Linked DNA regions of Homo sapiens: region 1 is linked to region 2. The links are chromatin loops, found by intact Hi-C in ENCODE. Cell type or tissue: Caco-2. All regions are shown on one strand. Links, peaks and the distances in the headings refer to the core of each region. The heading gives the core; the rest is flanking DNA.

The links. A loop is a pair of places that touch in the nucleus more often than their neighbours do. Peaks named below come from ENCODE experiments on the same cell type or tissue, not always from the same donor. Only the 100,000 strongest peaks of a DNase experiment are listed, where the experiment ranks them.
Region 1: a loop joins it to region 2, with 8 times the contacts of the local background. A loop is called at or near these places in 1 of 110 quality-filtered maps.

Annotation. Positions count from the first base shown.
Region 1 is chrX:18,761,200-18,766,361 of GRCh38, reverse strand. PPEF1 (protein phosphatase with EF-hand domain 1) reads right to left here. Exons shown (of 16, transcript NM_001377996.1): 6 at 4,786-4,832. Among named protein-coding and RNA genes, the nearest start is that of PPEF1, 56 kb to the right of the region's middle. In Caco-2, for the core only: no CTCF peak of the experiment used is centred there; a DNase peak (open chromatin) is centred at 3,051.
Region 2 is chrX:18,616,958-18,623,473 of GRCh38, reverse strand. It overlaps CDKL5 (cyclin dependent kinase like 5), which reads right to left. Exons shown (of 18, transcript NM_001323289.2): 16 at 3,508-3,607. Among named protein-coding and RNA genes, the nearest start is that of RS1, 52 kb to the left of the region's middle. In Caco-2, for the core only: no CTCF peak of the experiment used is centred there; a DNase peak (open chromatin) is centred at 2,923.

The sequences.
Region 1 (5,162 bases), core at 1,965-4,464, 140 kb before region 2:
ATCATCATTCTCCAGTTAAACTGCAGACAAAAATAAATAAGACAGAAAAGGGCAAAATCCTGACTTTGGTAAATCAGAGATCATCAGATGGTCGGGGCTTCCTCAGATATCTCTGTGTCCCAGCCTTTCATTTCCCTGCTTTTAACTTAGGACATTCTTTTGCTATAAGCTAAGCGACCAAGCACCATCACCCCCAAGCTCTACGTGTCATTCTCCCGTCTGAGACACCATTAAGTACACTACCTTTCCAGCTTCTTTTTTTCTTTTTTCTTTTTTCTTTTTTTTTTTTTTTTTTTGAGACAGAGTTTTGCTCTTGTCCCCCAGGCTGAAGTGCAATGGTGCGATCTTGGCTCATTGCAACCTCCACCTCCCGGGTTCAAGCGATTCTCCTGCCTCGGCCTCCTGAGTAGCTGGGACTACAGGCACGCACCACCACATCTGGCTAATTTTTGTATTTTTATTAGAGACAGGGGTTTCATCATGTTGACCAGGCTGGTCTCGAACTCCTGACCTCAAGTGATCCGTCCACCTCAGCCTCCTGAAGTGCTAGGATTGCAGGCATGAGCCACTGTGCCCGGCCTTTTTCCTTTTTCTAGATAAATGAAAGTAATGTATTTATTCACTTATTATAAATTCCTTTAAAATAATAATATAGTTTCCGGGTTTTCTGCTGTACCGCTGTTGAAAATACTAATGATATTATTGATCAGCTATTTTCCCCATTGCTTTATCATTGTTGCTATTTTCTTCTTTTTTAAAAAATAAATTTTACCATGTACATTCAAGGTATAATATATCATGATGTTACAGAATACATACATATAGTAAAAAGGTTACTATAGTGAAGCAAATTAAAGTATCCATCATCTGACATAGTTATCCAATTTTTGTTTTTTTGTGGCAATAGCAGCTAAAATCTACTCATTTGGCATGAATCCCATATATGGTACAATTTTATTACCTATAGTCCTCGTGTTGTACACTAGATCTCTTTTCAGTTTCTTAAAGTGGAAACTTGCTGTCATCAATGGCTCTTCCCTCGGTTTCCCCACTTAAACCAGGCAGTTTCGAGATTCTGGTGTATGTGGTTCACTCCATGTCCAAGATGCATTTTACCTTCTTCTCACTCACGCCTGCCAGAATTCTAATCCATGGCTCTTGCACACTTCTGTTTTCCAGACATCCCTCTCACCTCTCTACCCAAATCCATCCTAAATATAATAGTGCCCTAGTCTTTCATCACTGGGCTAGCAATCTCCATTTCCTTAGCACTGTCATTGGTTAGCTCTCCAAATATATCTTGCTTGCATTTGAATGCTATATTTTCACCTTTAGTTCCTTTTATAGTACTTCTTACCACCCACCTCCTCCTGTTCAATCTTTACATTAGCACCTTCCAGTTTTATATGTTCCATATAGTTTTGCAGACAGAATTAAAGAAATATGTTAGAATTCTCTTTTCTCATCTGTCTACTCCAGAGTCCTATCCCTTATCGCACTTTCATACGAAATAAAGAAATTTTCTTTTCTAAATGCCTTGGAATTTAGTGACTACGTTCCCGATTTAATTTACTCAACTATTTGCCCTTTTATATATTTCTCAAGACTCTAGATAAAGAATGACCAGGTTTGTTGTTGTTCTCCACATGCCCTGCCCCCTCCTCCTTCCTCACATTGTAATTGTCAACAATAGCCGGACCGCACTTCTGAACATTTGGTGTGGAGCTACGTCCCAAATTAAATAAATCCCATCCCCTGTCCATCCTTCCACCTTTCCCATGGCACTCCAGTGGGGCCAGTAGAATCTCCATTTCATGGTCAATGAAGCCCCTTCCACCTTCAACTTATTCAGAAAGGCTTCTCTCCTCCATAGGCCTGGGCTTCCTCCAGAGCACAGCAGCACTCCTGACTCCTGCAGCCCTTCTGAAGGAAAGGACCCACCCATCCCCAGGACACCCACCTCAGGCCCAGGAGCAGGGGAGGCTCTGCTTGCCCCCAGGGCTGCTCACAGAGAAACACCCCACCACCCTCCTTTCAGGCCCATGACCTCTGACTAAACTTCCTTCCCCTGCTCCTCATCTGGGTCCACGTGGTGCCCCCCACTGTTGAACACACCTGCTTTCCAGGTCCTTGCCCACCTCATCGCCAATACTCTCTTTCGATGGCTTGGGCTGCCCATGTTCTAGGCTCCACCCCAGGGCATCCCTTGCCCTGGGACTGCTCCCCCTGCACTTCCCACCATCCTACCTCCTAAGGCCCTCACTGCAGTCAGCCTGCTCCCTGACACAGTCGGTCAGCATTCCAGTCCTACTACCCTCCTACTTCTCCCAGTTGACTGGCCCATCCTGGCTTCTCTTCCTTCCCTACCCAGCTTAGATTCTGTGGCTGATGTCCAGAATTGCTCTTTCACCAGCCCCCTCGGCTCCCTGCCAGCAAACCTTCGCCTGGACTTCCTACACCAATCTGCTACTTGGGACACCTCCTGACACTCTCTGACAGTCACACTCTACGTCCTGGCTTGGGCCTGCTGAAGTCTCAACGGAACCTCTTCCTAGGTGCTGGCTCTACCCACTCCTGGTTTGGCCTGTCCTCTTCCCTTCCAAGCTGCTAATCTAATGCATGAAGTGAAAACCTTGTGTTTCTATTATAATTTATTATTTTAAAAATGCTTTTGGATACTTATTTTATCCAGAATACAACCTCTTATGGGGTGGAAGCTCAAGATAATATTGCAGCTGAAAAAAAAAATTGCAGTTCATGGAGGTTGTATGGCTTACTCAAGCTCTCACAGCCTCAAAGAGTGGAACTGATTGGTCATCAAAATGTGGCAGGCCAGGTCTCACTAACGCAGGCCTCCATAACAACTGTCTCAGTACTGACTGAGTGGTTCAGTTAAATATTAAAAGCTCAAAGAGCCAGTGCCCTATACAAAGGCTGGAATGTAACAAAAGCCCACCAAGAGTTTTGTCTAGGCCTTTCCTGGGCGTTAAAGCATGGCAAGATAACGAAGGAATTCTTAACAGGACCTATTTAGGATTAAACAAGTTTTACTGGGGATGTGAAGAAACTCCCCAGGCCTCCACAAACAAGTTGATTGGGGGTCTGAAGGAACTCTGCAAACCTCCATGATTTAGCAGGAGACAAGATAAGGGTAATCACCCCAGCACCTGGACCGATTTAGATTAAGTAAATTTACTGAGGCTCCAGAGGAAGGTCTTCAGGACTCAGACCTTAGTTATAGATGAAAAGAAGTTAATCACTTACGTCTTTAGATGAGTGCACACTTACACGTAGACATATAGCTTAGAAGGTATATAAGCTCTGGAAAACTTTCTAATTTTGAGTTGGTCTGGTGATAATTTCCAGGCCTTCTCCCTGGAGCCACTTACAGAAATAAAAACTCTCTTCCTTCCCAGTTCATCTGTATCTCGTTATTGGGCCATGAGAAATAGCAGCCCAACCCTCAGTTTGGTCCAGGAACAATAATGTTAGAGGTGTTTGAACCAGAGCACGCAGAAACCGCAATTACTTTTGCACCAACCTAATAAAACAGTTGCAGTAAAGAAGCCAGCTAAAACCCACCAAAACCGAGATGGCAACAAGAGTGACCTCTGGTCATTCTCACGGCTATACTCCCATCAGCATCATGACAGCTTACAAATGCCATGGCAACCTCAGGAAGTTACCCTATGTGGTCTAAAAAGGGGAGGCATGAATAGTCCACCCCTTGTTTAGCATATCATCAAGAAATAACCATAAAAATGGGCAACCAGCAGCCCTTGGGGATGCTCTGTCTATGGAGTAGCCATTCTTTTATTCTTTTACTTTCTTAATAAACTTGCTTTCACTTTAGTCTATGGACTCACCCTGAATTCTTTCTTGTGCGAGATCCAAGAATCCTTTCTTGGGGTCTGGATCGGGACCCCTTTCTGGTAACAATAATAATCAGAATATATTTTCTTTCCACCCATCTGAGATACCTACGCTACGCCCAATTATTTGACATGCTAGTTGTGGGGGTCACAGGAGTAGATGAACAATAAATGCATTAATCAAAAAGAGACATTCAGAAGACCAGTGTAAAGGGGTAACCGCTGTGAAGGCAGGGATCTCAAGATCAGTTTTCCATATGCAGTCAGCCATCCCTGAAGCAAACATTCAGGCTGTAACTCTTGGCCCAGAGACAGAAAAAAATCCAATCAAAGAGATGCAGAGAAAATCCATGCTGGCCAAGCAGTCTTGTGCCCTCTGTGCTGGCTCTCACAAGCCAAATGCAATAAATGAAGAGGAGGCACAGCATTGGAAGAACAACTGAGCCCATGGATGGCGAATCAGGGGAGAAAAGAGAGCATGCTGGAACTTATTCCTTATCATAAGCAACTCCACTCATGCATAATTAGTGTGCACTGGAAGAGAAGACTGGTATGTGACATGCTCATCCCTGAACAAAATTAAAATAAAACAGACTGCATCCCTCCCCATCCTGTACCATCTAGACATTTATGATGCGATAAAGACAATAAATACAATCCGGTACAAATCCTAATGGATACACAGACAACAATAATGTAGAATGAAGACCCAAAGTACAATTTTTTAAAAATTTATGAGATGTGTGTTAAAAAAAAAAAAGATATGGCTCTACAAATCTTTGAGCCTCCTGGTTAAAAACAGTAACATTATATCTGTATTAGTACATATCTCTAGTAAAACTAATATTGTTATCTGCCCTAAGACTGCCCTCCCCCAAGAAAAATGTTAATATTTAGCAAAATCATCATTTACCTTGTAGAAGATCAAAAAAAGATCATCCAGTTTCCCATGCAAATCACCTGCAGTGCAAATGAAAAATCAGTATTCAGTAGAGAACAAGATGCAATGCCCATTTTTAAAAGTGAAATACTGCTGATCCACTCCAAGTGTTCTCAGGGCATTGGGTTTTTATCCTATGACGATGTTAATTTGACAGGCAATTTGTCTCCACAGCACTCTTCTCTTCCTCTCCTATAGTGGGGACAGCATCTAGTGCTTCAATTACCTTTTCAGTCCAGTCATTTGCACAGGGCTTCGATCACTCTGGGCCAAGCACTGTGCTAAGGGTTTTACATGAATTATCTAGTTCAGTCCTTACAACCACTCTATGAGATGGGTTTTATCTTCAT
Region 2 (6,516 bases), core at 1,629-4,128:
AAAAATCTACCATGTAATTTGCCTATTAGGAGAAAAAAAATCCCAACATACTGGAAACCCTTTCGAATTTGGTCAACTTTTAAGCCTGAAAACATCACTAGGAAGAGGTATTGATCACTGTGGTGGGATACTAATGTTGAGTAAGAGGCCTTGTTCTGTACTGCTAGAAATATTTACCCAATGGAAAACATCTAGCACAATTCAGATACTGGTTTTCAAAGAGAAGAAACAGAAATTTCAATATTTAAATGGAAGCATCATCACAAGTTGAGATACTAACTAACTAGGATACAATTACCAAGTTGGCAAAGTCACCATATGCTCTGAGGACTTATGTAACTCTGGATATGTAACCAAAGCCAGATTTCCCAAGGCAGCTTCCAGATTTGCTTGAGTCGAAGCAGGCACCTTTACAATACAGAATTATTTTTTTTTGTCACCACTTTTCCCTGTTTTGGATATCTCAATTGTCAGAGAACTAGAATGTCTATGAAGGTATTCAAGTATTTAGGTAATCTTTTAAGGGTATATGTAAAAAGGGATTTGAGTAAAACATCCCACAAATTTTCTTGTTCCAATGACAGGAACCTCGAGGAAGAGTTTAACTTGCATCGCTGAAGAGGCCAGAGGAGAGCTCCTAGAGGCTCCCCACAGAGGCGGGTCCATGGTATGAATTGAGCCTGGACTTGGTATTTAGGAGAACGCAGTTCTGGTTCTCCCAGTTGATTATGTGATTTTTGGGCTTTGAAGCAAGCCCACAACTTGCTTGGGCTCAGTTCCTATACCAGTGAATAAAAAAATTCAACTAGATTTAGGATCCACCTCAGCTTTAACATGTCATGCGTCTCTATGTACACTGGGCATCAGATTTTCATTCTTTTGGAATCTTATGCAAAGGCCACAATGCCTTAAATCTTTTGAAGCTTATTCTATGTAGTTTCTTTTTGCTGAGTTCTAGAAAGTGAAAAACTATTAACAGTTTAAATGCTCATTCAAAGTAGGCAGAGTTAACCCAATGTCAGGCGTAGGACTCTGAGGTTTGGAAGGCTGTACTGAGCGCTCTTTGGAAATCCCAAAGCCCTTAAATTTTATGTTTCATTTAATTAAAAGATGCAGAGATACAAACAACTTTTGGGTTGGTAAAGCTTAAGGCATTATGGCCTATGCAGAGATATTCTACAGTTACTTTAATATCAAAAAGGAAACTTATGAAAACCTAATAAAAAGTTTAAGTCGAGAGGATGTTAGAGAATGGTTATTTTCCTTTTTACTCTAATCTATATTACTAAAATATCTAAAATTTAACTAAATTCTGAATAATAAAGTCAGCCAACATGTATACTCTACTTGTGCCACAGTGAGCCAGGGACTTTAGGTTTAATGTTGCTCTACAGTAAACATCAAAATCTAAATCTATATACAAAAACACCTTCAATTCCTTAATCTTTCCTACTTTCTACCACTTAATCACCCCACAATGCCAGGAGACCTGTGGTTTAGAACAAAAACCACAAAATAAAAATAACAGTGGTCAGGAGGTAGCCAAAGTTTAACGCTCATGATAGAGAAACATGTTCTACAGACAATGATAAAAGTTTTATTAACACTTTAAACATTTTAAGTATTCCTATGTTAAATCAGGTCTATTTGTTCACCCAGTTTAAGTAACAATTATAGTAGTATCTGACTGAGTGGCATTTTGATTTGACACTTTAAAAGTAAGCTTCAGTTAAAAATATGGGCAGTTTTTTTAATGACTACTTCAGAAATATTATGCAGCCATTAGGATTGAAGATAATAAAGTATTTGTAGTAACATACATATTCTGTGCATGTAGATATAGATAGATAAACTGTTAAAAGCCAGAATACAAAATCGTACTAAAAGGATTGCTCTAATTTAAAACTTAAAAAACAAACAAACAAAAAAAAACCCCACCTTCTTGCCACAAACATATGCATAGGCTAAACAGCTGGAGGAAAATATACCAAAATCCTAATACTAGTTGTGGTAGGGTATTAAGATTTAAAACGATCTTTTTCTTTTTCTCAAATTTTCTATAATGAACTCATATTTATTTTATAAGGAAATACATAAATTTAACAAGCAAGCAAGTGAAAGAATGATCTAGAAAGATTATCTAGGAAGGTATTTGTTAACATTTCTAGAACATCTGTGAGATAAAAATGCTTACTTCAGGTTATTTATACACATTGCTATGAACATCTACCTAATCTACTTCCCATTGAGTCATAATTCTATAATTTTCATAATAGAAAGGGCCTCAGAAACACTGGGTCTAATCTACTAAACTTATAGATGAAATCAGTGAAGTCCATCTGAACAGGCCATTTTGATTGTGTCTTTTTCCTCTTCAAATAAATAAGAATAAATTACGTATGAAGTAAAACTAGAACCAAAACCATTCAAAATGGCTAACTAGGCCAGGCACAGTGGCTCATGCCTAGCACTTTGGGAGGCCTAAGTGGGCAGATTGCTTGAGCTCAGGAGTTCGAGACCAGCCTGGGCAACATGGTGAAACCCTGTCTCTACAAGAAATACAAAAAATTAGCTGGGTGTGATGGCGTGCACCCAGTTATTTGGGAGGCTGAGGTGGGAGATCACTTGAGCCCAGGAGGTAGAGGTTGCAGGGAGCTGAGATCATGCCACTGCACTCCAGCCTGGGCAACAGGGTGAGACCCTGTCTCTAAAATAAATAAATAAATAAAAACGGCTAACTCTACCTTGTTTAGCCTTGAAGTTGTCATAAAGAAAAGGGGGATGCAGCCTCATCTAGGGGAAGAACTACTCCTGCTGCTGTCCTACAGGCCGGGTTTCCCCAAGGTTCTCATGTCACTAAACCAGCAGGATCCTTGCTTGGGTGGTTCAGTGAAGTGATGTGAACGGTCCCATGGAGCCAGCTCTTTGTTCAGGCAAAGGGCTCCCAGGAGATAAGGTGCATTCCAACCCACAGCGCGATCAAAAGGCAAACATATTTTCCTTCTAACGCAAGCCCTAAAATCCCAGATACGATCTTTGTGACTATATAACTCAGAAACACACCTGGCAACGTAGGAATTCTGTAACCAGCCAGGAGAGAATAAGGAATGATGGTTATTTACAAATTTCAACATTTAAAAGTAAACCAAAACCCATTTCCTAAGTTTATGCATATCTTTAAATCCCCAGAGAGAAACAAATCCTGTGTCTTCAAAGTTTTTACATTAATATAAGCCCACATAGATAAGAAGTATATTGAGAAAGGCTTAAAGTGTTCTCTGTCATCCAAATTAAATTTCTTCTATTCCTGGAGATTCTGTTGAATGTAGAAAAGGCTCTGTTGAGAGGATAGTTGTAAAGAATTTCAGAAAGAGACATAATACAGTGCAAAAATGTCAAGTCTCAATAAGAAAACAATCAACTTTGATTGCCAAGTGCAAAGTGTAAAGTATCCATTGAATAATGCAGAAACATGTTATTATATATAGAAACTGGTCATCTACTTACTGTTTGAGATTTCTTCTTTTTCTTTTTCATTGACCTGAAAAATCCTTGCTTCTCTTTTTCCTTGAGTTGCTCTGAATGACTAATATTTTCAGGACTTTTCCTAAATGAGAAGACATTTTTATCATATTGATTTTTCAATCATTTTCTTGCCATTGTGTGACAAATATAATAAGGACTGAAAATGCATGACACTAGGTTCCTATAGCCGGGAAGAATCAAACACTTGGGTAAAGAGCCTCTAAAAAAGCACAGGAGGAACTAAATTTAATCAACCATGGTTAGTGATTATCCTCTGGCACAGGCTCACTCAAAAGAGCAATTTGAGCATTATATGACCTGTAACTGTTGCTGCAAGACTATTTCCATGCTGTTGAAGACCTCAGAGTTTGAGATTATGAAAAGTACACAGCTTAAAGGATGGCTTTTCTGTAACTCTACAAGGGAAAGAGCAAAACATTTTCAACACCTACCTTCATTTTTCTATTTACCTTTTAAAAACCAGCTCGACAAGTTTATTATTAGCGACTTGTCAAGATACTGAACATAAAGATCAATACAGCTATAAAAACATCTTGAATGAAAGTAAAAATTTGCCAGAAACTGGAAATATCCTACTTATTAAACCTTTTATGTATTTATTAAAACTAAATAAAAATAGTTAAGAAAAAAATGTAGGGACAGGTGCAGTGGCTCACACCTGTAATCCTAGCACTTTGGGAGGCTGGGACAGGATCGCTTGAGGTCAGGAGTTTTAGACCAGTGTGGGCAACACGGCAAGACCCTGTTTCTTTAAAAAAAAAAAAAAAAAAGCTTTCACGGGGCGGGGGGAAAAGCTTCTAACTGAAAATACTGACATTAAGCTTGATACCACTGACACCACCAGGTATTCTGAACTCAGAATGATACATTTATAATTTTGAAAGCCAGAAAACTTCAGACATGATGAAATGGGTAAGTGTTGAAAACTTAAGAGTCTTTATTTTTATTTATTTATTTTTGAGACAGTGTCTTGCTCTGTTGCCCAGGCTGGAGTAAAATGGTGCGATTTTGGCTCACTGCAACCTCCACCTACCGGGTTCAAGTGATTCTCCTGCCTCAGCCTCCCAAGTAGCTGAAATTATAGGCATGCACCACCAGGCCTGGATAATTTTTTTACTTTCAGTAGAGACAGGGTTTTACCATGTTACCCAGGCTGGTCTCGAACTCCTGACCTCAAGTGATCTGCCCACCTCAGCCTCCCAAAGTGCTGGAATTACAGGTGTGAGCCACCGCGGCCAGCCAAAAGAGTCTTTAAATGTAGTGTTGTATTGTTGCGAAAAACATTCTAAACCCAATGACAGACTGGGCCTAGGCCCTGGGAATTTGGTAAAAGTTTCTTGTGACAAGTTCTTTTGCAATTAAGGAGATGAAACCCTCTTGCATGGGGCTTAAAGACAGACTGTCGTAAGCTAAACTCCAAGACACAGCATTCAGTCACTTGCCATTGGTAAGGAACACTGCAGAAGAGTGGGGTTTTCTGGAATCACAAAAGCATGACTCTGGATGGAAAGGAGCCTCAGAGAGCATCTAGTAGAAATGGCAATACTATTTTTAACGTTCTGTAACTTCTAGAGGTTAAAGAATTATACGTTTATGAAAAAGCTATGTCGTTCCACAATACTATCTGCAAAAACACAACCTAGAAGCACAACAGAATATTCAGATTAATGGGTAGAAGTTTTTACCAAGCAGAATGAAAGTCTCACAAAATACCACAGGTGTGTTGAGGGTAAAAGTGCTTTCTGCCAATCCAGCAAATCTTTAAGGAAGACATATTCATCATGACTGCCATCTCAGAATGTGAATGGGCATTACTGTAAGAATGTTAATGCTGGCACAAGAGGAAATGAAGGCTTGAGACACCAGTCCTAGGAGGAAGTAGGATCTTGCATGGTAAGAGGAGAATCTATGCAGGATGAAACGGTGAATAAGATGAAAGTGAGAAGGGGAGGGTAATAAAAGGAAAGCTCAATGTTTGCAGTTTGCATGTTGCATCGTTGGGTCCCCAGGACACAGGGAAGATGGGCCAAAGACCCTCTACAGGGGCTTTTCAAGAGGCACTGGATAAACCACAGCCCAGGTGGGGATAGAGGAATGATTGGGACATTTTCAAAGATCCAGGCAGAGAAAGATCCCAGAGGCCAAATGAAAAAAAGAAATAAATTACCCTTGAACTGGTGGGTGAAAACTAGGAGCGAAGCGTGTGTTTGCATCACCAAAGACAGAAAGAAGGATGTCAGAGAGGAAAAACAAAACAAGCGAGAAGCTATGCAGAAACATACATACCCAAAGAATTAACACAGAAAGGGAAGGGAGAAAAGGCTGACAGAGTGACTCAGAGACAGATGGAAAGAGGCTGGCTGGAACAAAGGCACTTGAAAAGCTGTGTTGTATAAAGGAATGCAGAATGAGTTATACATTGACAGCTGGAACTGAGCCATATGGGTAAGGGTGTGGTTGGTCATTTCCCTCATTTGCGCATTCTGGCCCCTGTGATTCCACCTGGAAGACAGCAGCTTCGTGCTGAGTGGGGTAAAGAGGAGCAGCACAAAAGAAGGGTAAATAGGGGGTTCACATCAATCTCAGAGACAGAAGCTTTGAGAAGGACTATTCATCCAGTCACCTGGCACCTTCTCCAGAGCAGCAGTTGGGACCAAAACAGTACGGGAGGAGGGCAATGAGACAAGTGGTAAGCAGGCACACAGGCATGGGACTCTAACGTTATCTAACATGACAGCTATTTCCATAAGGGTCCAAGAGGAGACACAATTCCAAAGATTCACCTAAAGAAAGGAAGGAATTAAAATCCAATGAATCACTCAACCAACATTCAGCAAGTACTTTATACATGTCAGGCCCTGTGTTAGGTGTTGAAGAAACAGAGAAAAATAAAAGAACGAATCTGATCTCACTCAAGCTGCTCACAGACTCTTGTTGGGGGTAGGGGACAGGTTTGACAGCTAGGGAATG